2 separate regions of the Homo sapiens genome follow, and region 2 is linked to region 1. A link is a contact called in ENCODE Hi-C or POLR2A ChIA-PET data. All regions are on one chromosome and are shown on one strand. The core of a region is the stretch at or near the end of the contact, and the rest is flanking DNA. Distances in the headings are between cores, read along the strand shown.

Evidence for each region. Hi-C counts contacts between places; a loop is a spot of excess contacts on that map. ChIA-PET counts read pairs that join two places held with the same protein, here RNA polymerase II (POLR2A). Pooled maps may share reads with other maps.
Region 2: a map of naive thymus-derived CD4-positive, alpha-beta T cell shows a loop between it and region 1 (15-fold over the local background). The contact joins the enhancer-like site here to the promoter of EMC1 in region 1. A Hi-C loop is called at or near these places in 3 of 168 maps with a recorded cell type or tissue (IMR-90, K562 and naive thymus-derived CD4-positive, alpha-beta T cell), 1 of 37 single-sample maps with no recorded cell type and 14 of 50 pooled maps. POLR2A ChIA-PET finds 5 or more read pairs at or near these places in 5 of 52 experiments (CD4-positive, alpha-beta memory T cell, activated B cell, activated CD4-positive, alpha-beta T cell and 2 more).

What each region holds. Positions count from the first base shown.
Region 1 is chr1:19,247,731-19,255,664 of GRCh38, forward strand. It overlaps EMC1 (ER membrane protein complex subunit 1), which reads right to left and starts at 3,794. Exons shown (of 23, transcript NM_015047.3): 1 at 3,685-3,794. The coding sequence starts at 3,779. It overlaps MRTO4 (MRT4 homolog, ribosome maturation factor), which reads left to right and starts at 4,075. Exons shown (of 8, transcript NM_016183.4): 1 at 4,075-4,133; 2 at 7,052-7,110. The coding sequence starts at 4,106. RefSeq lists enhancers at 3,707-4,212, 6,029-6,530, 6,531-7,030 and a silencer at 6,322-6,467.
Region 2 is chr1:18,923,094-18,931,027 of GRCh38, forward strand. The region is part of intron 1 of IFFO2 (intermediate filament family orphan 2); the gene reads right to left. Among named protein-coding and RNA genes, the nearest start is that of ALDH4A1, 25 kb to the left of the region's middle. RefSeq lists enhancers at 3,537-3,756, 3,782-4,408, 4,037-4,156, 4,657-4,746, 5,077-5,126. Within about 2 kb of position 3,683, at least 34 of the 41 ENCODE cell types and tissues checked have a DNase peak (open chromatin) inside an H3K27ac peak, as active enhancers do; they include IMR-90, where a contact is called at or near this core.

The sequences.
Region 1 (7,934 bases), core at 2,544-5,043:
AGAGGTATTCCAAGCTGGCCGCAGTGGCTCATGCCTATAATCCCAGCACTTTGGGAGGCGGAGGCGAGCAGATCACCTGAGGTCAGGAGTTCAAGAACAGCCTGGCCAACATGGTGAAACCCCATTTCTACTAAAAATACAAAAATTAGCCAGGCATAGTGCTGTGCACCACAGTCCCAGCTACTTGGGAGGCTGAGACATGAGAATCACTTGAACCCGGGAGGTGGAGGTTGTAGTGAGCTGAGATCATGCCACTTCACTCCAGGCTGAGCGACAGAGTAAGACTCTGTCCCAAAAAAAAAAAGAGGTATTCCAGAAACAGGCATTGTTATCACAGATGATAGCTCCATGGGTGTTACTGCTCCTGAAAACCTGCCAGTAAGACAGTATGTGGAGGTGGAAGACAGTGATATTGATGATCCTGACCCTATTTAGGCCCAGGCTAATGTGTTTGTGTCTTAGTTTGTTTTTTGTTTGCTTGTTTTTTGAGATGCTCTTACTCTGTCACCCAGACTGGAGTACAGAGGCACCATCACAGCTCACTACAGCCACGACCTCCCAGGCTTAGGTGATCCTCCCACCTCAGCCTCCCGAGTAGCTGGGACTACAGGCACCCACCACCATGCCCGGCTAATTTTTGTATGCTTTGCAGAAATGGGGTTTCGCCATATTGCCCAACCTGTTTTTTGTTTTGTTTTGTTTTGTTTCTGAGATGGAGTCTCGCTCTGTTGCCAGGCTGAGTGCAGTGGCGTGATCTCAACTCACTGCAACCTCCGTCTCCCAGGTTCAAGTAATTCTCCTGCCTCAGCCTCCCAAGTAGCTGGGACTACAGGCGTGTGCCACCACGCCCAGCTAATTTTCGTATTTTTAGGAGAGACGGGGTTTCACCATGTTGGCCACGATGGTCTTGACCTCTTGACTTCGTGATCCACCCGCCTCGGCCTCCCAAAGTGCTGGGATTATAGGCGTGAGCCACCACGCCCAGCCCCAAGCTGGTCTTGAACTCCTGGACTCAAGCCATCCACCCACCTCAGCCTCCCAAAGTGCTAGGATTACAGATGTTAGCCACTGCGCCCGGCCTGTGTCTTAGTTTTTAACAAAATAGTTTAAGACTGAAAAAAAAAATTTTAGTATTGTAGGAAAAAGCTTATAGAATAAAGATATAAGAAAAATATTATTAAGTCAGGCATGGTAGCATATGCCTGTAATCCCAGTTGCTAGGGAGGCTGAGGCAGGAGGCTTGCTTGAGTCCAGGAGTTCAATATCTGCCTGGGGAACATAGCAAGATCCCATGTCAAAAATAAATTTTAAAAATATATTTTTGTACAGCTGTAAAGTCTGTGTTTTATACTAAGTATTATTACAAAAGTCAAAAATTAAAAAAATAAAATGTTTGTAAAGTAAAAAAGTTACATTAAGCTAAGGTTAACTTATTATTGAAGAAATTTTATAAATTTAGTATAGTCTAAATGCACAGTATTTATAAAGTCCACAGTAGTGTACAGTAATGTCCTAAGCCTTTACATTTACTCACCAACCACTTACTGACTAACCCCAGAACAACTCCTAGTTCTGCAAGATACATTCATGTTAAGTGCCCTATACCAGTGTACCATTTTTTATCTTTCATATCCTATTTTTACCATACATTTTCTATGTTTAGATACACAAATATTTACCATTGTGTTACAATTGCCTACAGTTTTCAGTAAAGTAACATGCCGTACAGGTTTGTAGCCTAGGAAGAATAGGCTGTACCATATAGCCTAGGTGTGTAGTAGGCTAAACCATCTAGATTTACATAAGTACATGCTACAACGTTTGCACAAGAGGGCATTTCTCAGGATGTATTCCCATCATTAAGTGATGCATACCTGTATGTCTTCATTTATTTTTCAATCTGAAAACTGTAGGCCAGGTGCAGTGGCTCACACCTGTAATCCCAGCACTTTGGGAGGCCGAGGCAGCCAGATTGCTTGAGCCCAGGTGTTCAAGACCAGCCTGGGCAACATGGCAAAACCCCGTCTCTACAAAAAATACAAAGAAACTGGAGAGGTGTGCACCAGTAGTCCCAGCTACTCAGGAGGCTGAGCTGGGAGGGTCACTTGAACCTGCAAGGTCAAAGCTGCAGTGAGCCATGATAGTACTGTACTCCAGCCTGGGCTACAGAATGAGTCCCTGTCTCAAAAAATTTTAAAAAGTCTTGGCTGGGCGCAGTGGCTCCCACCTGTAATTCCAACACTTTGGGAGGCCTAGGCGGGTGGATTACCTGAGATCGGGAGTTTGAGACCAGCCTGACCAACATGGAGAAACCCTGTCTCTACCAAAAATACAAAAATTAGCTGGGTGTGGTGGCGCATGCCTGTAATCCCAGCTACTCGGGAGGCTGAGGCAGGAGAATCGCTTGAACCCCAGAGGCGGAGGTTGTGGTGAGCCATGAGATCGCGCCATTACACTCCAGCCTGGGCAACAAGAGCAAAACTGTCTCAAAAAAAAAAAAAAAAAAAAAAAAAAAAAGTCTTAAACAGAGTCCTTTTCCCCCCTCATCAGCCTAACCTGGCCCTGGGCTCAGAGCAGAGCTGCCCAAGACACTAAGCAGTTAGGAAATGCCATTCATTCATTCATTCATTCATGAAAATAAAATTAAGAAAATTGCATATATCAAGTATTCTGCAAAATTAGATACACATATCACCCGATATATATGTGTAACATACACATATGACATTGTGAACAGTTGTGCACATCATTAAAAATGTAACATGTTTTATTTGTCACACTGTCTGGCATAACAGGTACTCAACATATATGCGAATCAACTTTTCCAAGACAGAAAATACTTCAGAGGAGGAGAAATCTGACCTGGGCCCTGAAGAATAAAGTGTAAATAGCAATAATAACAGATAACGCTTAATGACTGCATTCAATGAGCCAGGCATTGTGCTAAGTAATTTAATGGGATTGTCTCATTCATTCTCACAAGTACTGTAAGAGATAACGGACTGTTAGTAAACCCATTCTACAGACAAAGAAACCAAGGCACAGAGTGGTTAAGTCACTTTCCCCAAGATCACACAAGTCTTAACTAGTAAAATTCAAACAAAAGCAAGCTACTCCAGGGCCTTAAGGAAGACGTGGGTGGGTGAATGAATGAATGAGTGAATGGCATATTCTAGCTGCTTAGTGTTTTGGGCAATCCTGCTGTGAGCCCAGGGCCAGACTAGGTTGATGAGAGGGGAAAAGGACTCAGTTTAGGACTTTTAAGACGAAAGCTCCTGTTCACTTGCCTACAAGACACCAATTCGAGTAGGAATTAAAGTTCACTGACAGCTTGGCGACCTCTGACACCTGGTAGACCAGAAACCTCACAGTCAAAAAAATCGAACCTGACGAGGGAGGACGGGATCAGTGATCTCTGACCGGCACCCCAAGCATTCCTGGATGGCAGGGCCGGCTTACACGCAAGGATCAGCTTAGAATGACCCCTAACACTTGGTTTAAGGCTCTGCTTCCAACGACTTTAAATCCTTAATAATTTTTTAACAAGGGGCCCCACGTTTTCATTTTGTACTGGGTCCTGCAAATTATGCGGCCAATCCTGTTAAGTGACAACCTTTAGCAGGTAGGAGACAGGTACTGGGGAAACAGCCACTTATCTCTCGAATATGTTCCACACGTACGCACCAATCAAACTTGCCCACTTGGTCTTCGTAGACCGCGGCCGCAGGAATCAGCAGCGTAGCCCAAAGCCAGAAACGAGAAGCCCACTCAGCCGCCATGATGCGAGCGCATGCACCACCCACCGCCGTCCCGGCATGCACCGCGCCGCGGGCTCCGCCTCCGCGGGACCACAGAGCTGGGATAGCGCGCGAGGCCCTCGGTCGGACGGGACGCTCGGGATTCAGGGACTGCCTCGGCACACGGGAAGTTGCCCTACAGGCGCGGGAGAAAGCGCAGGCGGCGGCTTGGCAGGGAGAGGCAGGCTGCAGTGCACATTGGGTCAGGCACACGCGAGGGGCAGCCCCCGAGGGCCGTCCCAGAGTCCCCCGCGCCGCCGGGGTCCTAACGGGGTGCACCGTCTTCCGCCGCACGTGGATTCAGCGCGATGCCCAAATCCAAGCGCGACAAGAAAGGTGGGCGAAGGGGGAGTCGGGACCCTGGGGGGAGCTCCGTGGGCTGGCTACCCAGCCTGCGGTGAGGGCTTCGGGGCGGCGGGGGCGCAGATTGGAACGCCAGGACATCCTCGAGGTGTTCCGCTGCCTCGCTGCGAGCTGGAATGGGGGCTTCGGGGCTGTAAAACCGCCAGAGGTGGCTGACGCCCGGTCGGGTCTGGGGAGCGGAGACTCGTTTTGCCTAGTTTCAGGTGCTCTTGCAAGGCCAACTGGGTCGGGAGGCAGCTCCTGAACACCGCCCCCGGCTATGCCTGCTGCCGTTTCGGCCCACTTTTCCCAACTTCGGCCCTTTCTCATCTTCCTGCGCTCCCGCCACCCTGGCTGCCTTTCCCTTCTTTCAGCACAGGTTTGTTCCCGTGTCTGGCGTTGTGTGTCTGCGGTTGTTTCTGCCTGGCATGCTTACATCTTCGTATGGTTTGCGCCTTCTTAGTTGTCAGTTAATAGGATCCCTCTGAGACAGGGTCTCGCTCTGTTGCCCAGGCTGGAGTGCAGTGGCGCGATCGTAACACTGCAGGCCGGATGCGGTGGCTCACGCCTGTAATCCCAGCACTCTGGGAGGCCGAGGCGGGCGAATCATCTGAGGTCGGGAGTTCCCGACCAGCCTGGCCAATATGGTGAAACCCCTTTTCTACTAAAAATACTAAAAATTAGATGGGCATGGTGGCAGGTGCCTGTAATCCCAGCTACTTGGGAGACTGAGGCGGGAGAATCGCTTGAATCCGGGAGGCGGAGGTTGCAATGAGCCGAGATCGCTCCACTGTACTGCAGCCTGGGCACGACAGAGCGAGACTCCGTCTCAAAAATAAATAAATAAAATAAGTCACTGCAGCCTTGACCTCCTTGGCTTAAGCGATCCTCCCACCTCAACCTCCCGAGTAGCTGAGACTACAGGCGCACGCCACCACACCCAGCTAGGTTTTTTTTGTTTATTTTTTATAGAGAAGACTCAGTGTGTTGCCAAGCTGGTCTCGAACACCTGGGCTCCAACCACCCTCCCTGAGTGCTGGGATTACAGGCGTGAGCCACTACACCCGACTTGCGCACCTCTTAAGAGACCGTTTTTGACCACCTTTGCTGTGGTGGCCTCTCTCTTAACCCGGCTCCCTGGAATATTCAAAAATATTTAGGGGTCTGGCACTTTCTAGGCGTTAGAGGATACAGCAGTCACAAGGAAAGCCTATTTCTTATCGAGCCTAACGTTTTAGGAGAAACATATTCCGCAAAATGCTAAAAATCAGATTGAAAATGGGGTGAAGAGATGTTGATATTTTGTATAGTGTGGTCGGGAAAGGTCTCACTGATGAAGTGACAAATGAGCAGAAAATAAAGAAAGGAAGCGAGCAACCTGTGGAATTGAGCAGCTGTGGAATTATCTGGGAGAATGCTGTTCCAAGTAGAGGGAACCTGAAGTGAAAAGGCTCTGAAATGGGAGCAGATATGACGTGTTTGGGACAAGAGGCCAGTGAGGCTGGAGCAGAAGGAGCCAAATAGAGTTTGGGGAGGGAGTTAGGCAGAGAGGGCAGGACTTCCTCGGCCTTGGCAAGGCATTGGCTTTCCTGCCCAGGTGAAGTGAGTAGCAGAGGACCCATGTGATTTACCTTTACTTATGAAGGGTCACTCTGGTTGCCTTGGTGAGAATAGTTGGGGAAGACAGGGCAGAGGGCAGGAATGGAAGCAGTGAGACCAGCATTAATCCAAGACAGGGTGATGCTGGCTTGAGCCAAAGGTATAACAGTGGAAATGATGGGAAGTGGCCCGCTATATTTCGTTTGCCCTCCTCTGCTCCACTTACCATTGACTGATGTCATTGTCTTTGTCTGTGTGGTACCTAGTTAAGAGGGGCTGAGTGCGGGCAGGTTAAAGAAGAGAGGCCTGGGTCCCTTTGTGAAGGCGCCCGGGGCTTTGCAGTTGGAGTTCTGTTAAGTGTTTCTGGAACGATTTGATTCTGTGGAGGGGCCTGGGTCAGGTCTGGCAAATGCCAAACTCTGTGGGTAGAGGGCAAATTGGGCCCCAGCCATTTTTACAGTAGAGGTACATGTTCCTCCCCAGAGAGGTGTTGCTGCGTCTTTGGGTCCAAATTGCAATACTGGGGTGCAGATACATACCAGGAGATTCAGTCCCCAGCCTCATGGTTGCACAGCATAGGCCAGCTAGAGTGGCCTCTGCATCATGGTCAAGAGCAGCAAGGGGCCAGGCATGGTGGCTCACACCTATGATTCCAACACTTTGGGAGACTGAGGTAGGCAGATCTCTTGAGCCCAGGAGTTCGAGACCAACCTGGGCAACATGGCAAAAGCCATCTCTGCAAAAAATACAAAACTCACCTGGGCATGGTGGTGCATTTCTGTGGTCCCAGCCAAAATTAGCAGGCCATGGTGGTGTGTGCCTGTAGTCCTGTGTGGGAGGATTGCCTGAGCCTAGGAGCTCAAAGTTGCAGTGAGCCCAGATCGTGCCATTGCAGTCCAGCCTGGGTGACAGAGTGAGACCCCATGTCAAAAAAAAAACAAAAAACAGGGGCCTGCCTCAGCCAGCAGGTGAGGTCTGCCACTGAGAGCACTTCTAGCAGCAGGAACAGCCTCCACCCCCACACTGCAATCAAGTTTTTTGGGTCAGCCTTAGGAGCTAAGAAAGGCCTAGTTTGTCTAAATAGCAGGAGTTATATCCAGGGATCTTCAGGCCCAGGAATGCTAATGAGTAGGCATTCCATGGGCCCTGGGAATGGCTTTGTGTGCCAGAAATGATGGCCACAAAGGCCTTGCTGCCTTTTTTCAGAATGGCTGCATCCAGCTGAGTGCTCTCTGCCAAAGGGGAGAAGAAAATAAGTCTCCAGTGCATTTAGATTGGTCTCTCATCATCTCTCTCCTTTTTGTTTTTATTAGTCTCCTTAACCAAAACTGCCAAGAAAGGCTTGGAATTGAAACAAAACCTGATAGAAGAGGTAAGAGGTTGTTCTTTTCTAGAGCTTGCAATTGTTTGGTTTATAAAGGTAGGTATAGGACTGTTGGCCAGGGATAGGACTGTTGGCCAGGGGAACATACTAGTGGGGAAAAAAAAAAAATCTCCAAGCTGCCAATCCAGGCCTTTTTCCTCCAGCAGCAGCACCAGCAAAAACTTCCATAGTGATGATTTCCAGCTTTGACTAGCTCGTACTCTGTGCCCTGTCCTGCACTGTGTTTCTTATGCGTTGTTCCACTCCATCCTCATAACATCCCTGTGATGTGGGTACTAGGTGATGATGTTGCTGTTTTGCATTTGGGGTCACTGAAGCTTACAGAGATTTGTTAGCCTGCCTAATGTCAAAAAACAGGAGGCCAGGAATGGTGGGCCACGCCTGTAATCCCAGCACTTTGGGAGGCCAAGTGGGTCAGACAGCTTGAGTCTGGGAGCTCAAGAGCAGCCTGGGCAACATGACAAAACCTCATCTCTACAAAAAGAAAAGAAAAAAAAACTAGCTGGACGTGGTGGTACGCAGCCTGGGCAACAGAGTGAGACCCTGTCTTTAAAAAAAAAAAAAAAGAGCTGGGAGATTTACCAGGTGTAGGTGACTGCACCAACCCACTGTCTGTACAGCTTCTGACCTGCCAACCTGGGCTGCAGGCTGGGTGAAACAGTCTCCTCCTGCACAATGACTCCACTCCTAGAGGCTGCCTCATGGTGGCTTTGGCCAGCACCACGTGCAGAGCAGTACCGATCAGCTGCCTCCCCTTATAACAGAGAGGCTCCATGTGTTTCCATGTAGCAGGACCCTTCCTAATGTGGGTG
Region 2 (7,934 bases), core at 2,433-4,932, 320 kb before region 1:
AAGGGCGAGCCCCGGCAAGCCTCTGGCTGCAGCCTGGAGTCTAGAGCGAACCTGCTAACACATCTTGCAGCAAGAGCAGGAGTAGCAAAGAAGGGCACAAAAAATAAAGAATGGCATGGCTCCTCCCTTGGACGCAGGCACCCAGGGGCACCTCCCCGACACTCCCCATTCCCCAGAGGGGCCCTTGGGAATGAGGCCCAGCACCCCTCACTTCTCCTTTGAGCAACCATCTCATGAGGAAGGCGAGGCAGGGGCCAATAGAACCCTTGTACAGACGGAGAAAACGAGGACCAGAGAGGGAATGAGACTTGCCCCAAATCCACCCAAGGTGACAGCAGGAGCCCAGATCTTTGGCTTTCCAGACACAATAACAGCAACAGCACCAGCAACCATTAACTGGGGGGTACGTTCTGGGCCCCACACACCCGGCTCACTGCCTTGGACACACACATCACTGGCTTGAATGTGAATTATTAACCCTCTTGGGGAAAGAATTTCTAACTAAGCCCATCTTGCAGATGAGGGAGCTGAGGTTCAAAGAGGTAAAGTAACTTGTCTAAGGTCACAGAGCTAGCAAGCAGGGAGCTGGGACTCAAAGCTAGTCCAGTCTCTAAAGCAGCGTGTCTCAGCCTAGAATGTGCATACCAATCACCTGGGCATCTTATTAACATGCAGAAGCTGGTTCCGCAGGCGAGGGCTGGGGCAGACAGCTCCCCAGTGATGCTGGGCTACAGATGGCACTGAGTGGCCAGGCTCTGAAGACCACACAACCCAGCCCCTCCACCTCACCTCTCCCTTCCTGCCCCGAGTTCTGCACCCTCCCAACCCCACATCTCAATCGTGTTTCCTGACTGCACATACCACACCCCCAGGATGAGCTTGCACAAATGATTTCACGGGCTTTTTATTTCCAAAGCCAGACGGGGGAGGCAGCCGGCTGGCCTGCTCCCAGGAGGTTGAGGACAGACCCCGCATGTGGACAGCAGCTGGCTTGACTGAAGAGCCTGTCGCCCGCCCTGACATCCCTCCCGGCGGTGGTGGAGAAAACCTGGCTCCGCCAGCTCCAGTGTTGACAATGCAGAAAAGCTCTGTCCTTGGATCGTTCTGAGGACTGGCATGAAGGGCCAGGTGGGCGATGTGTTTCTTACGGCACTCCAGACACCTGTATTCCCTGCCCACCCACCCAGAGCCAGGGAGCACTCAGCTTAACTGAGAACTGGTGAACCAAGTTGCTGGCACAGAGATTTCAACACCAGCTTCCCAAGCACAACCCTCCCTCTTCCCTGGGTCTGCCCACAAGAGTAAGGTTTCAGTGGGGAGGGTGTTTCAGGCAGAGGGACCAACAGAAACAAAGAGGGCAGCAGGAAGGGACAGGCCAGGCGCTGTCTGCCACCAAGAGGCGGGTGCACCTACTTTGGATCAGCGGTTTGCAGACATCGTTTCCTTTCAGCCTGCACCATCCCCTCTCCCAGCCCCAGCCCATGGCTGAGCAAACGACTTGCCCAAAGACTGCCTAGGAAGTGGCAGCGCCTGGATTCGAACCCAGGTCTGACAGAATCCTACGCCCGGGCCCTTTAAGGCTGAAAGGGGAAGGAAGGCTGGAGTGAACATAAAGAGATCACTTTTGGGGCACAAAGGCCATTTTCCTCGAGTCTCCCTCAGCAGTCCAGGAGCTGTTCTGTTGGCTGGGGAGGGGTCCTTTCTGGTCTTTTGAAGACTCCAGAATATTGACAGGCCTGCCACTGGCAGAAAATGAGGTGACAAACACATCCCAGTGCTCTCTGCAGGGCCTTTCCATAGATCCCCTCCATCATACTGCACATGCACTGGGCTGGAAAGCTACCCTGTCCCCACTTTACAAGTGGGAAAATGAAGACCCAGGGCCTATGGACAACTCCAGCCACGGCTGACACGGCCTGAATCACTGAGAGCCGCCCCTGCCCACCCTGACCCAACAGCTCATAAAACTTCCAAATCCTTCTCTTTTCTAGCGCTGGATGAGAGAAGGGACATTTATTGATTACCTTCTCGGTGGTATCCACCACATTAGGCACTCATACTTCCCTCTATAAAATCCCGCTGAGCCCTCCCCTGGGGATCATCCCCATGTTGCAGATGAGGCTCAGAGGTCAGGTAACTCATTTCCCCTCTTCCTCTCTCCTCCTCAGCCTCCTGAAACCCTAGCCATTCTCCCAGGCTTGTCTCAAATGTCATCTCTTCCCCAAGCCTCACATCCACTTCCATTGTTTGCCCCACAGCTTAAAGCAGTGGAGGCCCCAGGATCTCCTCTTCCCCAGTGGCATGGTTGTGGGATCCCACGGCACACAGCTCTTGCCCAAAGGAGCCAGTCCCGTGACGCCAGGGCCAGTGATGGCTCCATTGTGTGGTCACCGCCACTTCCACCTTCCCCACCGCCACCGGGGGCTGGCACTCATCTCGGGAGGTCTCAGGCACAGAGATGGGGCAAAGAGGAAGCAAGAGGCAAGTTCCCTGGTCTAGGTGGGAAAACAGGCACAGGAGCCGGGTCTCAGGTCGGGGGTCCAGTCCTTCTGCAGGCCCAGAGAGCTGGTTATGATGATCATTCCTGTGCTTGCTACTGTATTCCCTGCACCTCAAACTGGCTGGGCACTTGCTAAGGAGTCAGACATTTATCGAATGGATTGGTTGGATGGATGGATGGATGGATGGATTGGTTGGATGGATGGATGGATTGGTTGGATGGATGGATGGATGGATGGATGGATGGATGGATGGATGGATTGGTTGGATGGATGGATGGATGGATGGATGGATGGATGGATTGGATGGATTGGTTGGATGGATGGATGGATGGATGGATGGTTGGATGGATGGATGGATGGATTGGTTGGATGGATGGATGGATGGATGGATGGATGGATGGATGGATTGGTTGGATGGATGGATGGATGGATGGATGGATGGATGGATGGATGGATGGATTGGTTGGATGGATGGATGGATGGATGGATGGATGGATGGATGGATGGATTGGTTGGATGGATAGATGGATGGATGGATGGATGGATGGATGGATGGATCCAAAGCTGCACTTACTCCTCAGTGCCCTGATGGCCCTCGCCTCCAGACAGAACTCCTTTCCCCCAGAGCATCCTTAGACTGAACATCCCAGCCCAGGGGCTCACAGGAGGCAAATTCCCAGCATAGCCCCTGCACTCAGCTTCATCCATTCGGCTCCAGAGCCTCTCCTGGGAGAGGCCAGGCCAGGCCAGGGGGAGGGATGGCCAGGGCAGGAAGCAGGCAGGAGAAGGAGAAACCTTCCCTTTCCCACTTCCCACAGCCCTGGGCCAGGGAGGGGAGGCAGGGATGTCAGAACAAAGAGTGCAGGGAGAGGAAATGACTCCACAAAAGCACAAAGCAGCTGAGATCAGGGGCCTCGGCCACCATCTTAGCAGAACAAGCACTCTCTGAGGCTGGTGGCCAGGAGGGAGAGGTGGCAGCACCACCCCAGCCAGATGTGGTCTCTCCGCATTCCTGAGGAGCCACCACTGGAACCACGTGAGGGACGAGAAGTCTCTGCTGGCCTCTGGGGAAAAGGGGTGGGCAGATTCTATGCCAGTCCCCACCCCCACCCCACTCAGGGCCAGTGCCTCCCCCTCTCCCGTCAGCTCAAGATGACACACAGACCCGCAGGAAAGGGACCGACAAGCCTGCCCTACAGAGGGGCGGAAACCCAAGCTGAAGTCACCAGCAGAGGGGCTGACTCACAGATTTTTCACTTCCTGTGCAGTCAGAAAAAGAGGCTCGAGGCTCCCGCTCAGGAGGAAAGTAGGTGCAGGCCCAGCAAAACAATGAAGCCCTCCAGGGACGAACCTGGGGCTCCTGGAGTGAGCATCCCAAGACACCAGGGCAGCAAGAGACGGGTTCAAATCCTGCCCCATCACTTCCCAGTTGCGTGATCTTGAGCAAGTCAGTTACCCTCTCTGGGCCTCAGTTGTCCCCTCTGTGAGTTGGGAAACCAGCCACCCCCTTTCGAAGGTGGCTGTGAGAACTACAGGAAGGGGATGGTGTGGGTAAAAGCACCCTGGCATCCAGCAGACCATGGGTGTTCAGCAGCTCCACGTCAACGGCACAGCGCATGGCTGCCTCCCACCTCCAGAGTTGGGAGGGAGGTGTGGAAATGGCCCACACCTTGCGGGAAGGCGAGCGGCCGGCACGCCTAGGCCGACTCACTCAGGTGAAGGGAAATGAGCTCAGGTGAGGCTGGGCTGGAGCCCTCAGTGGAAGACTTCATTCTGGGCCAAGCGTGGGCCTGGCCTCTGGCAGAGGGCAGGTGGGGGCAGAGAGCAGCTTCCTTCCCGGCGGGTGGAGGGCTGGCACCTTCTCAGCTCCACCCTGGCCTCGGGGAGCTCACCCCACTGCAGCAGGGCTGGATGCAGGTGGCCAGGGAGCTGTGCTGGAGCCCGGCTGCTCAAACCACAGATTTGGCCCAGCCAATGCCCCTCAGCTCTGCGCTGCCCTAGCTCCTGTGTTTGCCCACCTGCAGATGCACAGAGGCATCCTCACAGCAGAGCCAGGGCCAAGCCTGGGGGCCCCAATCAGCTGTTCTTCTCTAAAATAATATCTGAGCTGGAAGAAGAGGCTGCAGGCACAGTGGTAGACCAGGGGAGCCCTTTCTGCAAATGCAGTTTTGCAGAAGCTGATGGATTGGGAAGACCAGAGCAGGCTCCCCGGTGGGGTCAGGGCTGCGTGCCCCCAACAGCCTCCACTTGCTTCTTCTGAGCCCTTCTAGAGAACCTGAAAACCACAACCGAGTCAACTTCCTCCTTGCACACCATCCCCCTCGAATACCACAGACAATTCATATTTAAGGCAGAAAGAAAATCCGATAAGGGAGTGGGAGTGGGGCAGGGCTGGGAATACAATGTGGAAATCCCGCCACCACTGCTAACACAGGGCTCACCTCCTGGGCAGCTCAGCACTGATGCACGTGTGGATGCCTTGCCTCCTGACTTTCTCTCCCACATGGCACGCTGCAAGCCCGTCTTCTCCCCCGAAAATGGACAGCCAATAAGCTCTAGCCCCTGCGCATGAAAGAGGCCCCCTCCTGCCTGCCCCAAGCCCCACCCCCTGGGGACACCTGGCACCACCTCTTGTGGCCTCCCGGCTCCCATCTCCATGGAGCCCCTGATCCCAAGGAAAGGCTGTCTCGCAGACGTGCCCATCAGAGCCCGGCTGCCCAGCTGTACTCTCCAGCTCTCGGAAGGAAAGACAAATTAAATGCCAACTGATTGTCTCCACGGAGGAGGTATTAATTTAATGTGAACACTTAACCAGGGCAGCCGATTCCATTACAGGCGGGCAGTAATGGCCTGAGCAGGACGGAGCACAGGCTGTACACTGAGGATGGGGGCCAGGTTTGAGAAGCCACTAATCAAGTGTGCCCCCAGAACACTGCCACCCACACAGACACACAGAGCTGCTTTCAACCAGAAACGGCAGCCTCCTCCAGGGATCCCAGCGTGCCAGGTCTGCGCAAGGCTGCTCAGGGGAGAGGCAGAGGGGTCTGACATCCATAGGGAAGTTCCCTGTGGAAGAGCGGGTACTGGGCTAGGAAGCAGGAGGTCCTGGTTCATGCCCTGGCTGCGTTGCTAATTTGCTGCATGACCCTGAGCAAGTCCCTTCTCTGCCCTGGGCCTCAGTCTCCCCATCTATAATAGGATCTCCCAAAATCCCTCGGGACATGACATTTGCAGTGTTATTTGCACGCCCTGGATAGGGCCCTTCCTTGGAGTCCAGAAGTGGTGACAGCCTCAGGGATACCAACTCCATCCGGAGTTATCCTGGGTGCCATCAGGGCTCTGACAGCCTGCACTCAACAGCAGACACCCGCTGGGTGCCCTCTCCCAGAAGAAGCAGCAGCGTGGTGTGGGAGCATGCATTCATTCGTTTGCCCCTCACTCATTCATTCCATAAACAGTTCCTGAGGGCTTGCCACGAGCCCCGCAGGCCTTAGAGAGTCAAAGGTTGTAGGCAATTCTGCAGAAGGAAGGGCAGGTGAGCTGAGAAAGTCATCTGCCTCTGTGTGATCCCCTGAGGGCCTGCCTACCTCAAGCTAGGAGCCTCAGTCTCCACTTCTGTAAAACGGGGATAGCAATCCCACCTTGTAGGGCTCATGGATGGATCAGGAGAGCAGGCTCAAGTGAGGCACACAGATGCCCTTGACAGATGATGCCCATGCTCTTCACCGGTGTCACCCTGGCTCTACCCACCTGGGGGAGGGAGGGGCAAATGGGTGGGTGAAAGTCTGGGCCCCCTCAGCAAGGACACTTCTCCAACCTGTCCTGGCCCTCTGGGGACCCAGGAGCAACTGAGAGAGGCAGCACTGAAATCGAGTTGCTAAGGAGTTTTCCCAGCAAGGAGGTGAAAGTGAGTCCCATCGCCAGGCAGGGGGGATGAGCTGTGTGGGGTCATCACATTCCCCCACCTGACATTCCCCTCACCTGACATTCCCCCCACTTGTTTCCTGGTGACCAAGGGGCCCTTTGCAGGGCAGCTAGCTGGTCTCTGGGCTCTCTGTGGTGACTTGAGAGGTGAGAGGTGAGTGGGAAAGAACGGCAAGCCCCTAACTGGGCTCCGGCCCCCCAGCCACACACCCCTTCAGGCAACGAGGCAGCAGCCTTGTGCTGGAAGTCCTGAAGCTAGTCCTGCCTCTGCCCCAGCTGGCTCCGTGATCTTGGGCAAGTCCCTTCCCCTCCTCTGGCACCACTTTCCCATCAGTAATGCAATGATGTCAAACTGGATGAATTCTAAGGGCCCACCCAGCCAAGCCAGAAAACAACTGCCATGATCCCTGGACAAGCATCCTACACTGACCACAAAGCCGCCTGACAAACCACAAATGCTCAAAAGCCAGCTGAGACGTCTGTCCTTGCGTTCCAACCAGTGTGTGTAGTGGAGAGGGGAGCAGGGACTCTGGAGCCAGAGGGTCCTGGGATCAAATCCCAGCTATCCATCTTGCAGTTCTGTGACCTTGAGCAAGCTATGACCCTCTCTGGGCCTTGGTAATACCTCCCAGCTCCGAGGGGTTTTGCCCACATTCCATGGAATAGCATATGAAAAGTGCCCAGAATAGTGCCTGGTCTACCATGAGCATGCCATTGGTGTCATTCTCATCCTCACGACCTCCCAATGACAGCTGCTCAGAGAGGTGGGGAGAGGCTGGGAGAATGCTCTTGGACCACATCGTAAGTGAGGGGGTCAGACTTGAACCCAAGGCCATCTGACCCCAGAGCCACTGTCTGCATAACAGTCATGTTGTTGATAGTCATGGTAATGAGCTAGATGCCGCCTTCACCTGGCTGGGTGGCTGGCAGTACAAGGGGACAGGGTGGCAGAAGGAAAGAAGCCAGATGCTAATGCCACAGAACCCCCGTCAGCAAAACCCACTGAAAACCCTGCTTTCACCGTCCACACCCCATAGACATACCCCAGGAACTAATGGGCATGCCCAGCCCTTTGAGGTCTGTCCTAACAAGGGCCACTGTGGCAGCAGGTGGGTCCAGGGCAGGAGAGCCCAGCTGGTCTCATGGCACCTTCCAACACACACAAGGCATTTAAGGGTATTCACCCAGGCCAGCTGCTGGCTCTTTTGGGCAACATGGGGCCCAGGGAACCCCCGGGTCACCTGCCCCAATGCCAATCTGAGGTTTCAGTTGTTTTCTGAGCCACCTGTCCAATTCCCTCCTGTCTATATTTGCCCAGGTTCCCAGCATCACTGCCACTTGGTATTGCTTATTGAACACAACTTTGGAGAGGCTGAACATGGTGGCTCACGGCTGTAATCCCAACACTTTGGGAGGCTGAGGCAGGAGGATCATTTGAAGCCAAGAGTTCAACACCAGCCTGAACAACATAGTGAGATCCCATCCCTACAAAAAATTTTAAAAATTAGC